Regions from separate parts of the Homo sapiens genome. Here region 1 is linked to region 2. The links are chromatin contacts, found by Hi-C or POLR2A ChIA-PET in ENCODE. All regions are on one chromosome and are shown on one strand. Each heading gives the region's core, a stretch centred on a gene start or an enhancer-like site at or near the end of the contact. The rest is flanking DNA. Distances are from core to core; before and after follow the strand shown.

Region 1 (2,930 bases), core at 252-2,751, 680 kb after region 2:
AGATTTAAGCAAAGAAGAAATTGGTGTAAGAATGCAAGCCTTAGGATCTGAAACTTGATGACTGTGGGATCTAATTTCTGCTTCTTTTGCTACAAGCTCTGTTTTTGAATAATCAACTTTCAAAGACAAATTGCTTGATGAATCTCTGTATTGTCAGAATGTTTCTTTGATTTCCCATCAAAGCCATGTATGTGTAACTAGTAATTAGGTACCTACGACCTGAATATAAATTATCATTATTTCAGTAGCCCTTTATTTGTTTTTGAGAAAGGGTTTCACTATACTGCCCAGGCTAAACTTGAACTCCTTGGTTCAAGTGATCCTGCCGCCTCAGCCTCCTGAATAGCTGGGAGTAGCTGGGACTACAGGGATGTGTTATCATGCCCAGTGAAAGCCCTTTATTTTTAAAAGTTCATTTTCCTGATCTTTACATGTATTTTAATACTAAAATTAAATTTAAAAATTTTAAAAAGTACCTACTAACCAAATAATGCCACCCAATAACAATAGCATTATTTGTATTATGTTCTGGTAATATAGTGGTGAACAAGGAAGACAGGGTCTCTGATAACTGTGGAATTCTCCTTGATCACTTCTCAAGCCTCTCTTCCGGATACTATTTCTTGGATCTACAGCTGTCTTCCTTCCCCACTTCTGTAGTTCAGTCTCTCATTATTCTCTACCTCCAATAAAAAGGGGCCTCCTAACTGGTTTCTTATGCAACTACTCAACATGGTATTTCTAAAATGCAGATCTTTCGGGATGATTTTCAATTGCTCAGAGAATAAATTCCTTGACTTTCTACGTAAGGCCCTGCAGGACCAGGCCCCTGTCATTATCTCTGAGCACTCTCCATCTTGCACCCAAAGCCCCAGCAATATCTTACTGCTTTCAGTAAATACACACCGGGCTATGTGGGGTTTTGTCTGGGGAAAGGGGATGTGAGTTGTAACTAAGAGATTTATAGTCAATCTTGAAGGGAAGAGCTCATATTGGAGGCAATGGAATGCCTCAAGCTGGCTCTGAAAGTACACATTTTTTCCAGTCATAAGTAGATCACATTTGTGTGATCTTGTGATCCTCTCTCTAGCAGAGCCGTGCAGACTACCTACTTCCGGCCCTTTCTTGCCCCACGAAATTTCACATCACAACGACTTGTGGTTTTAATCCTCCGTTTTTCTGCTTCTGAAGTTACTTCAGCCTGGCAAGTCCTTTACCTCCCCGTAGGCCTGGCGAGCTGCATCACAACATTCAAGATTCACCCTAGAGCCATCTGGGAAACTTTCTTCTCCAGGTCGCCCTGCGTCCTCGCCTCCCCACCCCGTTCTTCTCGAGTCGGGTGAGCTGTCTAGTTCCATCACGGCCGGCACGGCCGCAGGGGTGGCCGGTTATTTACTGCTCTACTGGGCCCGTGAACAGTCTGGCGAGCCGAGCAGTTGCCGACGCCCGGCACAATCCGCTGCACGTAGCAGGAGCCTCAGGTCCAGGCCGGAAGTGAAAGGGCAGGGTGTGGGTCCTCCTGGGGTCGCAGGCGCAGAGCCGCCTCTGGTCACGTGATTCGCCGATAAGTCACGGGGGCGCCGCTCACCTGACCAGGGTCTCACGTGGCCAGCCCCCTCCGAGAGGGGAGACCAGCGGGCCATGACAAGCTCCAGGCTTTGGTTTTCGCTGCTGCTGGCGGCAGCGTTCGCAGGACGGGCGACGGCCCTCTGGCCCTGGCCTCAGAACTTCCAAACCTCCGACCAGCGCTACGTCCTTTACCCGAACAACTTTCAATTCCAGTACGATGTCAGCTCGGCCGCGCAGCCCGGCTGCTCAGTCCTCGACGAGGCCTTCCAGCGCTATCGTGACCTGCTTTTCGGTTCCGGGTCTTGGCCCCGTCCTTACCTCACAGGTGAGTCGGACTTGTCCCGCCCTGTTCCTGGGCCCTGAGAGTGCCTGCCTGGGGACAGTTCCCCCAGGGCTCCAGAGACGCCCTATGGGCTTTTGTCCAGCCCTCTGATCACAGGCACTCCACTTCCTCCTCGAGCTGCATTAGGTTTTCATCCAAAGATAACTACTATAGGACTACGGTTCAATCAGGAGATTAATTTATGGAAAATACTGTGCCAGCAGAAATCTAAGGTGATCCTTCTGACCGTGTTCAAGCTAGCCAGGGTCCTAGTGAGACTGTGAGCAAGGGCTGAGTAGAGACCAGAGAAAACACTCAAAATTGGGGAGACATAATACAAGAACTATGCAAAGTTACATACAAGTTTCTGGCACATAGAATGTTTGGCGGGCGGATCACGAGGTCAGGAGTTCGAGACCAGCCCGGCCAACATAGTGAAACCCCGTCTCTACCAAAAACACAAAAAATTAGCCAGGCGTGGCGGCGCGCGCCTGTAGTCCCAGCTACTCGGGATGCTGAGGCAGGAGAATCGGTTGAACCCATGAGGTGGAGGTTGTGGTGAGCTGAGATCGCGCCACTGCACTCCAGCCTGGGCAACAGAGCAAGACTCCCTCTCAGAAAAACAACCCCCCCCCCCAAACAAAACAAAACAAAACAAAAAAAGTGTAAATTGTGAAAGAAATCATAGAACATAAGGAAGTGAGTTTCCAGCGGCCACTTGGAATGGGATGGTAGATGTAATTAGCCGGGACTGAAAAGAGGGTATTCCAGGCAGGAAGAAGGGCTTGAGCAGAGGCACAAAGAATTATGATTGAGTTCAAAGTTCAGGTCTAGTGGATGTGATGAGTGGGGGCTGGGGATTGAGGAGGGATGAGGGTGGGGAAAATGTGGGGTTGAAGAGTCAAGAGCGCTTTAGACATTGGTTTCACATAAAATGGAAGGGGCTAACAGTTTTCTTTTAGGCAGCTATGTAATCAGTACTGAAAATTGTATTTGAGGATAATTATTCCACAGCACATTTGTAAGTCGAGCCAACAAT
Region 2 (2,700 bases), core at 118-2,617:
AATATCATATCTCACACGAGTGAAAGTTTTGTCAAGTTTTATGGTACACCACCTTGGTCAAATAATTTTAACAGATTACATGCTAATTTGCCTTTCAACTGCTGAGTGTATCCTGCTCAACAATACCGTAAGGTCCTTCCCGGAAGGCTTGGCATTTTTGTTCGTTGGTCCCCTTAATAGGAATGCAGGTGGTTTCAGTAATCTATAATATTCCAAAAAAGAACTGAAAATGGCTTTTGAGGTTCAATGTTTATACAATGCCATCTGAAAACATTGTACAAGTACCTAAAATCTGATGCTTAGACAATTCCCTTGGTTAAGAGTGGTTAATAGGCTGTAAATATAGTTGTAATCCCCAGGAAAGAAGAGGCATTTCATAACGGAAACACTAACAGATACGATCACTCCGAGCCGCTCTCCAAGGCGTCCTCATCGTTAAATCAACACCAGGGGTTGTGAGCGGGCAATTGTGCCCCTCTGACACCCCCGCTCTTCCGCAGACTCGGGCTCCAATCCCCGCGCGAGGAGTCCCTCGAGACTAGCCAGCTCTTCCTCGAGACTTCGGAAGCTGGGAAATCCCTGGCCAGGGAACCAGGAGCTCAAGCCCCCTCCCCTTTCCTTTCCTGAAAATTAATGAATTGGCCGTCTGATTGTTTATTTAATGAGGTGTGTAGTGGCCTCTACTGGTGCTAGTGTGAGCACAAGAATGTCCCACTCTTACAAGTGGGATGAGCCTGGGGGAGGGGAGAGAGGCGAGGGGTGAACCTGCCTCCAGGTACAAAGCTGGGAACTAGACCCCTGCGCCCCCGACCTGCCCCCCGGCAGCCGCCCCTTCCCCGGTGGCGCCCCCTCTCGCCCTTCTCCTCCCCACCACGCGCGATCCCCTTTCTCTTCGGCAACCGGAGCCGAGGCAGAGAAGTTCCTGCACGTTTCCTCCTGGATCCTAAACAAAAACACCGCAGCCGCGGCCGCCTGAGCCGGTGCCGCGCCCCCGCGAACCCCCGGGCCCGCGCCCGCCGCTTACCTGGGGACTGCGGCGCGGAGCCGCTCCTGGCGGCCGCGGCGCCCGGCGCCCGGCGCCCGAGCAGCAGCAGGCAGTAGAGCCAGAAGGAGGGGGTGCTGAGGAGTCGCCGGGCTCCCCGCTCCGCCGCCATCTCTTCCCCGAGAGTGAGCGGCAGCGGCGGCGACAGCGCCGCGGAGCCCTTGCCTCCTTCCCTCCCGCGCGCCTCAGCCGGTCCCTCGCTGCAAGCTCGGCTCCCGCGGCCGCCGCTGCTCCAGCCCAGCCCGGCCCGGCCCGGCCCGCGCAGCCCCTCTCGCTGGAGGGGAGACTCCAGGGCGCCTCCCTCCTGCAAGGGGGCGGGGAGGGGAGGAGAGCGAAGAAGGGGAGTCAGTACATTCCGGGGCGGGGGGGGGGGGGCGGTGGGTCGGTCTCCAGGTTCCAGGCGCCGCCACCCGCCGCCGACTCCGGCTCCACACACCAGCGCGAGGGGGGCGGAGACCGCGGACGGCGGGGGCGGGGGCGGGGGCGGGGGGCGGGAGTCCCGGGCGCGCACACGCGCACGCGCGCGCCTCGCCCGCACCCCCTCGGCTCCGCGCGCGGCCCGCCCCCGCTCCAATCCCGGCTGCCGCCTCTCGGGCCGTGGCGGGCCCGCTCCCCTCCCCCTTCTCCCCGGAGCCGCTGACGGGTGCGGGGCGCGCGCGCCGGGCGCTGCTGCTGGCGTCAGGGAAACCCCGGAGAAGCGGATCCTCCTGCTCCTCCCGCCCGCTCGCCGCAGCCCCTCGGCTCCGCGCGCCCCCGCCTCCTCCTCCTCGCCTCGGGGACAAATTCCCCCCTCACCTCCCCAGATGCCTCTGGCTGCAGAGACCTGAGGGCGAGAGGCGCTCCGAGCTCAGGCTGGTCCGGGAGGCCGGCGTGGGCGCGCACCTCTGCACAGTCCGGGCCTGGAGCCTCTATATAGGGCCTCAGAGGAAACCGAAAGGCCTCCGGGAGGAAACCTGGGTGCGCAGTGGGTCGGCCCGGGGATTTATGTGCTCGCCAAAAACAATAGCGATCCCGCCCGACTCTTGCTGGGCCCTGGCGCGGCTCCCGTGGGAGGGGGCCGGCCGCGCAGCCGCTGACCTCCGGCTCCCAAGCCGGGCCGCCGTCGCCGCGCGCTTCCCCCGGGCAGCGCCGGGACCCGCCCGAACCGCGCCCCCACCCGCATCGCTCGGCCCGGGTCCAGGGAACTAGGCACAGACAAAGGTGCCCGCTGTCCACTTCCTCAGCTCGTGCGGGGGCCCCGACCGAGCCCTGGGACTCCCCGGGGCCAGTCTTCTCGCAGTAACTGCTACGTTTTACCTGTACCTTTGCGGGACACTTGGCGTTTTCCTACCTGGGAATCACGTCTTTCGCTGATAAACCAAGGAGCAAGTGGGATATGATTTTAAACCACTTAGTAATCGTGAGGCAGCACCCAGGCTACACAAAGTTAGGAGAAAGCAGTTTGTAGTTCCACTGCTGATGAGACTATTGATCATTTTATATACTGCACCCATGAAAAATTTTTAAAGAAAATTTATTTGTATGATTATGCAAGCAGAGTCACGTTTGGTGGTTGATAGGCGTTGGGTTTTATTCACTCTTCTGTGTAGTCGATAACCGAAATGTCTTGCTTCCCACAAGAAAATGGCTATTTCACTAACATATCCCTCTGTGCTTTC

The links. Hi-C counts contacts between places; a loop is a spot of excess contacts on that map. ChIA-PET counts read pairs that join two places held with the same protein, here RNA polymerase II (POLR2A). Pooled maps may share reads with other maps.
Region 1: a map of sigmoid colon shows a loop between it and region 2 (6-fold over the local background). The contact joins the promoter of HEXA-AS1 here to the promoter of NEO1 in region 2. A Hi-C loop is called at or near these places in 3 of 168 maps with a recorded cell type or tissue (heart right ventricle, naive thymus-derived CD4-positive, alpha-beta T cell and sigmoid colon), 1 of 37 single-sample maps with no recorded cell type and 11 of 50 pooled maps. POLR2A ChIA-PET finds 5 or more read pairs at or near these places in 2 of 52 experiments (GM12878 and WTC11).

What each region holds. Positions count from the first base shown.
Region 1 is chr15:72,374,684-72,377,613 of GRCh38, reverse strand. It overlaps HEXA-AS1 (HEXA antisense RNA 1), which reads right to left and starts at 1,501. Exons shown (of 1, transcript NR_027262.1): 1 at 1-1,501. It overlaps HEXA (hexosaminidase subunit alpha), which reads left to right and starts at 1,600. Exons shown (of 14, transcript NM_000520.6): 1 at 1,600-1,894. The coding sequence starts at 1,642. RefSeq lists enhancers at 841-890, 1,221-1,360, 1,252-1,808, 1,809-2,364.
Region 2 is chr15:73,051,130-73,053,829 of GRCh38, reverse strand. NEO1 (neogenin 1) reads right to left here and starts at 1,367. Exons shown (of 29, transcript NM_002499.4): 1 at 1,025-1,367. The coding sequence starts at 1,154. RefSeq lists silencers at 1,048-1,427, 1,658-1,977, 2,068-2,137, 2,198-2,247.